Regions from separate parts of the Homo sapiens genome. Here region 2 is linked to region 1. Evidence: chromatin contacts called from ENCODE Hi-C or POLR2A ChIA-PET data. All regions are on one chromosome and are shown on one strand. Each heading gives the region's core, a stretch centred on a gene start or an enhancer-like site at or near the end of the contact. The rest is flanking DNA. Distances are from core to core; before and after follow the strand shown.

Region 1 (5,890 bases), core at 3,222-5,721:
CAAAAAAAAAAATCACATGAAGACAAGCGTGGCATGATTAGTCATTAGCACAATGAGATGCCACAGCATACCTATTAGAATGATTAAACTTTTAAAAACAAAAACTGAAAGTACAGGTGCTGGGAAAGACAGGAAGCAACTGTAACTCTCACATTGCTGTTTGGAAAACAAAGTGATAGCGCTACTCAAGGGAAAAGGTCTGGCAGTTTCTTACCAAGTTAAACATACATTTACCATATAACCCAGCATTTCTACTCCTGGGTCTTTACCCAGAAGAAAGATAGACTTATGTTAAAGAAAAACCTACATAGGAGTGCTGATAGTGGCGTTATTCATTGGCACATGGATCAGTGTTCTCCAGGAGCTAGATTAGGGCTGAGTCAGTAAGCTTCCTTGCAGATGGAGTCCCTGTCTGGATCTGCAAAGGCCACCTGTCCCAGCCCTAGCTGTTTTATACTAATAGATTCATTTGAGCAAGACCTAGAGCTCATCCACTGTCCCACACCGTGGGCTGATGGACACCTGCTGTGAGCTGATTCAGCTCCCTCAGCACACTTTCCATGGCCAAAGATCGTCAGTTACACTGAGGGCAAACTAATCGTCGTGATTGGGGTGAGCATAGGTTTCTGCTAAATGATGCCTGGACCTTTGTACCAGAAAAAAACAAGGCTATGAGCCTTACTACTAGCTGGGTCTTCAGGAATTTTTAGCTAGTCTAGCAACATGACTCGTCATTATGCACAAATACTAATCGCAAAACTTAGTTTGAGGAAATAATGGTGATGTTCCTTTACAGATCTTATCAACATTTCTATGAACAAAACTTTGACTTGGTTTCTGTTTCAGATCACAAAAATGGACAGCACTTTATAATACCTCAAATGGCAGACAGGTAAGCTCATTGAAATACCAGTTAGTTTTGTCTATCGCTAATATTTCCTTGGTTGTATTATGTTTAAGTATATTATATTTTGTGTTTAACAAAGCCCATACATTTTTCTCTTTTATGGCTATACCATTTGGAAATAAGACGGCTGTAAGTAAACCACTATATAAAACTTAAGTTTCAAAGAGCACAAGTAGCAATTTTACTAATAGGAAAATTGAAACCAGTGATATTGTCACTGTTTTAGCCAGTTGTGACAGTATTTTGTATTTATTTATTTACAGAATACTTCTGTATTATAGGAGATTACATTATCTATGACAGGGGTTGGCAGACTTTTCTTCTCAAGGGCCAATTAATAAATATTTTAGACTTTGTGGGTAATATGGCCGCTTTCGCAACAGCTTAACTCTACTGTTGTAGATGAAAGCATCTGTGGACACTCTATAAATGAATGGGTGTGTCTATTCCAGTGAAATTTTATTTCTGGACACTGAAATTTGAATTTCAAATAGTTTTCACGTTATGAAATATTGTTTTTTCTTTTTGCCCCCAAACATTTTAAAACGTAAAAACCATTCCTAGCTCAACTGAACAAAAAGAAGGCCATAATTTTTCTGACCCCTGGTCTATAAGAGCAGATGAGTTCATTGCTACAGGAATGATCCTTAAACCCTTGTTTTGCAAGTTACCTTTGCACGGAAACTGTCAAGAGTTTATGAAATGACTAACTGCTATTCCAGATATAATCTTGCCATCCTGATCTTTTACATCTTCCCTTTTTGTTTTGTTTTGTTTTGTTTTTTTTTGCTTTGGTAGAGACAGGGTCTTGCTCTGTTACCCAGGCTGGTTGCAAACTCCGGGACTCAAGCAATCCACCTGCCCTGGCCTCCCTATGAGCAACTATATCTGGCCTTGTATTTTCTTTTCTTTCTTTTTTTTTTTTTTTTTTTTTGAGACAGAGTCTTGCTCTGTCGCCCAGACTGGAGTGCAATGGTGCAGTCTAGGCTTAGGGCAACCTCCACCTCCCAGGTTCAAGCAATTCTCCTGTCTCCGCCTCCCGAGTTGCTGGGACTATGGGTGTGTGCCACCACACCAGGCTAATTTTTTGTAATTTTAGTAGAGATGGGGTTTCACCATGTTGGCCAGGCTGGTCTCAAACCCCTGACCTCGCCAGGGCAGTGGCTCACACCTGTAATCCCAGCACTTTGAGAGGCCGAGGCGGGTGGATCACGAGGTCAGGAGTTCGAGACCAGCCTGGCCAAGATGGTGAAACCCTGTCTCTACTAAAAATACAAAAATTAGCCAGGCACAGTGGCGTGTGCCTGTAATCCCAGCTACTCTGGAGGCTGAGGCAGGAGAATTGCTTAAACCCTGGTGGCAGAGATTGCAGTGAGCTGAGATTGCGCCACTGCACTCCAGCCTGGGTGACAGAGTGAGACTCCATCTCAAAAAAAAAAAAAAAAAAACAACCCTGACCTTGTGATCCTCCCACCTCGGCCTCCCAACGTGCTGGGATTATAGGCGGGAGCCATCGAGCCCGACATATTTTCTTATATCATGCTTTTTTTTTAATACTTCAAAAATTGTGACTCCTCACATAAGGGCCTGGAAGGTAACCTGGCAATAGCTTTTGTCGTTTAGTTGGTGGACGATTTTTTTTTCCTCTTTAACACTTACATGATTGTGGTATTTCAGAAGGAGTTACTTTCACCAGATTGTTCTGTTTAGAGCTCCTCACTGACTCTACTGGGCTGTAGAATGCTTGGTTCTAACATGGTCCATGAACTGTAATTAATATTTTTATCTCTTGGGTGTCTTAAACTTTACAGAGTTCACAAGTCTGGCTTTATTTATTTGCTTATTAGCTTTGTATGTTTTCTTAGCAGCCTGGATTTGTCTGAATTGGCAAAAGCTGCTAAGAAGAAACTTCAATCTGTGAGTATTTCTCTGTACTGGTTTTCTCTAGTATGAGAATCAGTGCACCCTGCTGATACCTACTCTGAATGCAGGTTACCTATTGCGTCTGATGACTTTATTTCATACTTTTATTTGTTAAACTAGAAGCAGACTGTTGAGTATACAGCAGTGATGACCACAAGGACTATTAAGTTCAGTATATTCAGTTCATTGGTTCTGCTTCAGATAATCTCATTTTTCTCTATCATGTAACAAGTGCAGATGGCACCTTTGGCATTAGGCAGTTGTTCTCCTCAGGAGAGTTCCCTAGTTCCTCTCAGTGTCATGAGTAAGTAGGGCACGCGTTCTTGGGGTGACTTAGCCATGTAGGGTTCTAGAGCTGGTAAATGCTGATGCTGAAATGGTGGCGAGTCCCATAGATTCACTGGCTGCCATTTGGATCCAGCCATATTGTAAACCTCTTTCCCATCCCATGCCATTCATCAGTGCTTTTTAAATTTCTGCTGTTAAAAGCTGGTGGTCTTGGCCCATGTGCGTGCTCAGAGTTTGCCGGCTCTGTGCCACAACCTCCCTTTAGCCTGTGTCTTTCTTCCAGACTGCCCACCTCAGCCTTAGGAAAGGCCTAAGGGCCCAAGGCCTCAAGGCCCTGGGAAATCTACTTCTCTGGGATTGACTTCTCTTTGTCTAGTTCTCTCACATGAAGCCTCACCGGGGCACTTCTCTCCACTTTAACCACCAAAGTATACTCCTCAGCTGTTCCCATTGCTCTTTGGATCAGAACCAAGATTCTTAACTTCTTTTTGTAACCTGTAAGGGCATCATTCAGCTCTCACCTTTCAGAGATTGCCCTGCTTCCCATCTGGTTCCGTGTGTGTGTGTGTGTGTGTGTGTGTGTGTGTGTGTGTGTGTGTGTGTGTGTGTGTCTTTAGATTAACACCCTCTGAGGCCATGAGCTGCACATTCAAGTCCTCTTCCAGGAATCCTGCTTTGCCTACAGCGTTTGCCTTTCCCAGCTTCCATCTCTCTGATTCAAGGACCTGAAATCTGACCAGTGTAGGTAGCGGCTTTCCCAAAGCCTGACTCTGACATTGCAGCTTCCCTCATTTATGACTTTCTCCTCATTTCTGTTTTCACAGAAGACCCTTTACTAAAACTTCATATAATACTCAGTATTAAATATTACATTAAATGAATTTATCCTTACTAGTATTTAACTGTATTATGAAATAAATGTGTTTTATGCAATTTGTTTGGTGTCTCTGTGTTCTGTATCTACAGTTTTGTGTGTCTGTGTGTTTTATTGCCTTAAGGAAGTTGTAAACTAAGATGATCAAGATGATAAGCTTTGGAGTCAGATAGCACTAAATATTGTGTGATTTCCTTTTAATTACTCACAATCTGTAAGTAAATTTTATTATAAATAATTCAAACCTAGATAAAAACCCACGTTTTCTTAGACTATCCTACATTTGCTTCACTGGAAGCTGCATGAAAGCTGAGATTATGCTTGTAATATCTCTAGCACGTGGCAGGCATGAAGTAAAGACCTGGAACAGAGTCTAGTATAGCTCTCCAGAGCTGCAGCTCTGAGTCAGACTGGTCAGTACATATCTCAGCCCTGCCAAGCTTCCTAGCCTCCCTGTGCCTTGGCATCCTCTCATAGAAGAGGGAGATAAGGATCCTGCAGGGGCTGCCGGCCAGAACTGCTCAGAGTGGGCTGCCCCATTACTTGTTGACCCTCACCCTGTGGTCTCCTTCTCATAGGTGACCATCTTATCAGCGCCAGGTCAGTGTTTATCCTCCAGTATCTTCCTCCTGTCCTCCCTCTCTTCCTCCCTTCATCCTTTCTTTCCTTTCTCTTTTCCTTCCCTCCCTCCTGATGAAGAACTGAGAGAAATATAACAAAGGCTAATGTATTCCTTGAATGAGTAAATGTTAGCATTTTCAAAGATGTAAACTTGGATCTCAGGTCTGTCACTAGCTTTGTGACTTTAGGCAAGCTACTATCTTCTCTGCCTCAGTTTTCTTGTCTTAAAAATGGGACAATAGTAGTTCCTGTTTTCATAGAGGTGTTATAAGTGAAATATGATACTGTTAGCACAGTGCCTGGGATATAAGCCCATAATCAGCGTTGGCCATTGTAGTTGTTGCTAGTAATAATAACATTAGCTTGTAGTCCCATGGAGGAAGAAACTAGATATTTATGAAGCAAAGTCAAGCTCCCAATCCTTCAACATCTTGTCTAGCAACAGGCTCTCTGGGTTTGTTTTTAATTATAGTGCGACCACATTTGGGAAGATTTGGAAAATAGAGAAAGGGGACCATCCTCATTGCTATACTCTTAATGGAGTCAGGCTCAATATTTTGGTACATTTCTTTCAGTTCTTGTTTTATATGCATATCTTTTTTTAAAACTGGAACTTAATCATAATTGTAGACGTTTATAACCTGCTTTTTTCACTCAGTAATATATGGTACCCATTTTAACATGTTCCTATGAGGTCTCTGTAACCAGCACTTGTTTTTTCTTTTTTTTTCGAGACAAGGTCTCACTCCGTCACCCAGGCTGGCGTGCAGTGGTGCCATCGTGGCTCACTGCAGCCTTGAACTCCCAGGCTCAAGTGAGTGATCTTCCTGCCTCTGCCTCCCAAAGTGTTGGGATTATAGGCATGAGCCACCACACCCAGCCTGTAGCCAGCATTTTAAATTGCTGCATTAAATCCCTTCTGGCCAGCCAGTGCCTCTTTTCTGGCCACTTTTAAAGTGTGAGGTACCATGTGTGGATGTAAGGAACCCAATAGGGAATATAACAGATTCAGCATCTGCCCTCCCAAAGCAGATGTCAGACAGTTTAAGAGTCACAACTACCACGTGTCAAGGTGTTGCATGAGGCAGAAAGTGCAGAGAGAGGCGGAGCCACCCCAGAAGAGGCTTAACCTCATCTGGGCCAGGAAGACCTCAATTATCCTCCATGTGCCCAGGGAGGCACTGCAGGCTGTGAGGTGGTTGTTGTGTGCTGAAGAGTCAGGCTGTGCTTTGGTAGGAAGCTTCCTTCTGGAGACTGAAGCAGTAGGACTGCTACTG
Region 2 (5,596 bases), core at 2,698-5,197, 92 kb before region 1:
TGATGGAAGCATGAAATGGTTCAAGCATTTATGATTTAGGAAAATAAACTCAGATAGAAAATGTGCACACCCTTTGACCCAGAAGTCCTGTATAGACTTAATGCCTTAGGTGTGTGAAGAAGCTTGTGCAGGGATTTCTGGCAACATGAATGTGGGGTGGACAGACAGTGAGCACAGTTGTTAGGAGCATAGCCTGAGTGCATTCTTCCTGAGATCAGGAACAGGACGAGGATGCCCGCTTTCACCGCTGCTGTTCAACATTGTACTGGAAGTTCTAGCCAGAGCAATTAGACAAGAAAAGCAATAAAAGGCATCCAGATGGCAAAGAATGAAGTAAAACTATCTTTAATCACAGATGGCACAATCCCATATATGGAGAATCCCGAAGAATTCACAAGAAAACTATTAGATAGAGCTAATTAACCAATTCAGTAAAGTCGCAAGGAACAAGATCAACACACAAAAATTAATTGTGTGTGTGCATTTTTTTTTACACCAGCAAGGAACATTTGAAAAGGAAATTGGAAAAATAATTCCATTTACCATAGCATTTAAGAGAGCTGAGGCTGTGGAGCCAGATGGCTGCGTTCAGAGCTGGCGCTGCTGTTTACCATGTGACCTTGGACAAGCTTCTCGCTTCATTCATACCACAGTTTGTTCGGCTATTAGGTGGAGGTAATACTAGCACCTTCCTTATAGAGTTGGTTTTTGTTTTCATTTTTTTGGTGGGGGGGAGTAAGAATTGCAAAAGTTAATATATGTCAGCAAAATAGACTTAGAAGAGTGGTTGGCACATGGTAAGGACATATTAGGGTTACCAAAAATTGTTTATAATTGGGAAAATTGAACAAAAGTTACAGTTAAATATCTATCCCAGAGACTGACTGGCAAATTATCACAATGTACCTCTTAGCTTGAGCCATATGGAACTGCCTGTATTCTATAGCTATGGCCTACAAAATGGGCAGTTCTTTCTTTCTTTTCTTTTTTTTGGAGAGAGAGTCTCACTCTGTTGCCCAGGCTGAAGTGCAGTGCAGTGGCATGATCTCGGCTCACTGCAACCTCCGCCTTCCAGGTTCAAGTGATTCTCCTGCCTCAGCCTCCCAAGTAGCTGGGATTACAAGCATGCACCACCACAACTGGATAATTTTTGCATTTTTAGTAGAGACAGGGTTTCCGCCATGTTGGCCAGCCTGGTCTTGAACTCCTGGCCTCAAGTGATCTGCCCGCCTTGGCCTCCCAAAGTGCTGGGATTACAGGCGTGAGGCACCATGACCTGCCAAAATGGGCAGTTTCATATATTCAATCACTAGGATACTCTTTAGCCACTGAAAATGATTGTGTATCATAGATCTATCTTTATCACAGATATCTTTACTGTCATAGAAAGAATTAATAACATATTATTGAGTAAAAATAGCAAGTTACAAAACAGCCTGCAGCCTGTAGTGTGGCCACGTTTGTAACATCAGTATATCTGTTTGTGTGTCTAGGTGTGGACATAAAGAGATATCTAGAAGACACTCAAAAGTTTCAACAATGATTGCCTGAGTGATTTGTGCTGGGATCTTCTTTTTTTTTTTTTTTTTTTTTTTTTGAGACCGAGTCTCTCTCTGTTGCTCAGGCTGGAGTTTGCAATGGCGTGATCTTGGCTCACTGCAATCCCCGCCTCATGGGTTCAAATGATTCTCCCACCTCAGCCTCCCGAGTAGCTGGGATTATAGGCGCCCACCACTGTGCCTGGCTAATTTTTGTATTTTTAGTAAAGACGGGGTTTTGCCATGTTGGGCAAGCTGGTCTCAAACTCCTGACCTCGAGTTATCCACCTGCCTTGGCCTCCCAAAGTGCTGGGATTACAGGCGTGAGTCACTGCGCCCAGCTGGGATCTTAATTTATATTTTTTCTTTTTAGCCCTTGATTTTTACCCTGTTAGACTGACTTTAGGAATCTAACCCCCAAAAGTGGAAAGGAATACATTAGTGTTGTTGAAAGCCACTAAGTTAGTGGTAATTTGTTACAGAAACTAATATAATTGGGATTTAACTTGCCTTGGGGGTGCTGGCTCTCCCCCATTTTCTTCTCAGAGCATCTCTTGGGTCCTCAACCCTTGCTGAGCCCCCACCATGGCCTAGAGGACCAGGGATGGACTTGATTAGATTCTCCTCTTGGGATTTTAAAAAAGAGAAGCAGAGGCTGCATGCTCAGCTTCTCCGTGCCGCACTGCAGGCACAGTGCCCGGCGCCACTGTTCTTTAGGGGTCCATGAAGATGTCTGTTGGCCCTGGGTTAGTCATGAGGTAAGGGATATGAGGGCAGTTCACTTTGGAGGCTCAGCCCTTTGGTGTTACTTTTGCTCTGGAACCTTAGGAGCTGTAAGGGGGAGAGGAACTTTGCTGAAAGGCACATCCTCCCTGCAGAGCTTGAAGAACAATCTAACCATGCTGGCATGGGGCCCATCCTACCTGCAATGCCAAGGTAAGTCTGCGAAAGTCACTTATATTCAGAGCATGTGGATTGGGACTCTGAAGAACAACTTTATGGTGGACACCTTCGTCTCCATCTGGTGAGTCCAGCACAAGCAGCCTGAGGGTTCCATGGGCTCAACCTCACCCTCCATCCTTATTTCCCTGCCACTCCAGGGCTCCTCCTCATCCAGACTTGCCTGTGAGTGCCCCTTGATGGATGTATTTGTCTGTTCTCATGCTGCTAATAAAGACATATTCGAGACTAGGTAATTTACAAAGAAAAGAGGTTTAATGGACTCACAGTTCCACATGGCTGGGAAGGCCTCACAATCATGGTGGAAAGTGAAAAGTACGTCTTACGTGGTGGCAGGCAACAAGTGACTAAGAGCCAAGCAAAAGGGGAAACCTCTTATAAAACCATCAGATCTCATAAGACTTAGTCACTATCTCCCACCAGGTCCCTCCTACAACATGTGGGAATTATGGGAGCTACAATTCAAGATGAGATTTGGGTGGGGACACAGCCAAACCATATCAATGGCCCTAACTTCTCTCCCATTAGCTCTCTTCTACCTCCCAGACTCTTTCCAGCTTTCCTCTTTTTCTTCTTCTTTTTAAGAGACTGGAGTCTTACTGTGTTGCCCAGGCTGGTCTTGAACTCCTGGGCTCAAGGAATCCTCCCACCTCCACCTAATGAGTAGCTGTGACTATAGGCATGCACCACCACACCCCCAAAATTTACCCATCCTCCCCGGCCCAGTAAAATCCTCAGCTTCTTCACACCCCTGTTAGCTCCAGGCACCAGCAGCTTTGCCTTCTGTAGAATGCATAAAATTATAGCCTCTTAGAGCAAAAAGGTCATTGGGGTTAGGGAGGCTGAGAGTTCTCTCTTCATTCAGGGATTAAACCTAACACCTGGAAGGGTGACATGGCTTGCCTTAGTCACCAAGCAAGGTCGGGATAGTATTTCTGGGATGGTCATTAGTACTTTCTTTCCAAAGGGAGGACATCACAAACTCAGTTTCGTGATCACAGTATTCCCCTCCTACAGGTAAAGTGTGCAAACTGGATTTCATTCCCTCTTTTTTTTCTTTGACACAGCACTGAAACTTTTTTTTTTTTTTTTGAGATAGAGTCTGGCTCTGTTGCCCAGGCTGGAGTGCAATGGCGCAATCTCAGCTCACTGCAATCTCTACCTCCCAGGTTCAAACGATTTTCCTGCCTCAGCCTCCCAGGTAGTTGGGATGGTTTAGGAGTCATGCAGCTGGAGGCTACAAGATTCTGACCCTCCCTAAACTGCTCCTAAGATCAGTGCTTGAGATATTTTGCAGACCCTGCACTTGATGGATCAGCTCAGTAAACTGACTCATCTGATCTTGTGGCCCCTTCTCAGGAACTGACTCAGCACAAGAAGACAGCTTCGACTCCCTATGATTTCATCTCTGACCAATCAGCACTCCTGGCACACTGGCTTCCCCCAACCCACCAAGTTATCCTTAAAAACTCCATTCCCTGATTGCTAGGGGAGACAGATTTGAGTAATAATAAAACTCCGGTCTCCCCCACAGCTGGCTCTGCACGAATTACTCTTCTTCTATTGCAATTCCCCTGTCTTGATGAATCGGCTCTGTCTAGGCAGCAGGCAAGGTGAACCCTTTGAGCAGTTACAATTCTATTTAATACCTCTGTCTCTGCCAGGCACGGTGACTCACGCCTGTAATCCCAACACTTTGGGAGGCTGAGGTGGGTGGATCACCTGAAGTCAGGAGTTCGAGACCAGCTTGGCCAACATGGTGAAACCCTGTCTCTACTAAAAATACAAAATATAGCTGGGTGTGGCGGCGCATGCCTGTAATACTAGGGAGGCTGAGGCAGGAGAATTGCTTGAACCCAGGAGATGGAGGCTGCAGTGAGCAGAGATAGTGCCACTGCACTCCAGCCTGGGTGACAGAGGGAGACTCTGTCTCAAAAAAAAAAAAAAAAAGCTTCGTCTCATATATGCTGATTAGGCCTCAAATCTGGATCTCTTACCTCTTAGCTCAACATCTTTCTTGACAATCTTTCTTTTTAAATAAATGCTATAGAAATACTAAAATGTATTGTGAATAATGTAACACCCACATACCATCATCCAATTTAACAAATAAAGCATTACTAATCCAGTTTTGCTCCCTGCAAACTCATCCTTCATCTCATTCTCTGACCTTTCCCTTTATAAACACCCTGCAGCCAGGCACAGTGGCTGCACCTGCAGTCCCACCTATTTGGGAGGCTGAGACTGGAGGATCTCTTGAGCCCAGGAGTTTGTGGCTGTAGTGTGCTGTGACTGCACCTGTGAAATAGCCACTGCGTTCCAGCCTCGGCAACACAGCAAGACTCCATCTCTAAACGAAATCCTGAATTTGACATTTGTCATTCCCTTGTTTGTTTTTATATTTCTAAACACATATATGTCTACATATGTAAAAAATATAATTTTTACTTTTTTATTGGGGTGAAGTTCATATAACACAAAATTAACCACTGTAAACATGAACAGTTCAGTGGCATTTCAGAGAGGTGTGCAACCACCACATCTAGTTCCAGATCATTTTCATCACCCCAAAAGGACACCCCATGCCTATTAGTAGTCACTCGCCATTTCTCCCTCCCTCTGTCCCCTGCAACTACCAATCTACTCTCTGTCTCTATGGATTTACCTATTCTGGGTATTTCATATAAATGGAGTCAATCAATATGTGTGGCCTTTTGTGACTAGCCTCTCTGAGGTAGCAGACATAATGTTTTCAAGGTTCATCGATGTAATAGCATGTATGAGTACCCTGTTCCTTTTTTATGGCTGAATAATATCTCATTGAATGGATAGACCACATTTTGCCTATCCATTCATCCATAGATGAACATTTGGGTTATGTGAATAGTGCTGCTATGCACATTCATGAATAGGTAGTTGTGAGTACATGGTGTGGCTTTGGATTTCTCTAAACTTTATATCACACTGCAGCTTGCTTTGTTTTTTCAGTGTTAGGTTATTTCCATGTTGATATGCACAGCTCTAGTTAATTCATTTTCACTGCTCCAAAGCATCCCATTTTTAAAATTATTTTATTTTATTATTTTTTTTGAGACAGG

Evidence for each region. A loop is a pair of places that touch in the nucleus more often than their neighbours do. ChIA-PET counts read pairs that join two places held with the same protein, here RNA polymerase II (POLR2A). Pooled maps may share reads with other maps.
Region 2: a loop to region 1 is called in a map of G401, with 9 times the contacts of the local background. The contact joins two enhancer-like sites. A Hi-C loop is called at or near these places in 2 of 168 maps with a recorded cell type or tissue (G401 and endothelial cell of hepatic sinusoid), 2 of 37 single-sample maps with no recorded cell type and 6 of 50 pooled maps. POLR2A ChIA-PET finds 5 or more read pairs at or near these places in 2 of 52 experiments (BJ and activated CD4-positive, alpha-beta T cell).

The regions. Positions count from the first base shown.
Region 1 is chr12:109,962,460-109,968,349 of GRCh38, reverse strand. It overlaps GIT2 (GIT ArfGAP 2), which reads left to right. Exons shown (of 20, transcript NM_057169.5): 8 at 847-892; 9 at 2,773-2,824. Among named protein-coding and RNA genes, the nearest start is that of GIT2, 31 kb to the left of the region's middle. Within about 2 kb of position 4,471, at least 5 of the 41 ENCODE cell types and tissues checked have a DNase peak (open chromatin) inside an H3K27ac peak, as active enhancers do.
Region 2 is chr12:110,054,067-110,059,662 of GRCh38, reverse strand. It overlaps a transcript of C12orf76 not described here. Among named protein-coding and RNA genes, the nearest start is that of C12orf76, 8.3 kb to the right of the region's middle. Within about 2 kb of position 3,947, at least 4 of the 41 ENCODE cell types and tissues checked have a DNase peak (open chromatin) inside an H3K27ac peak, as active enhancers do.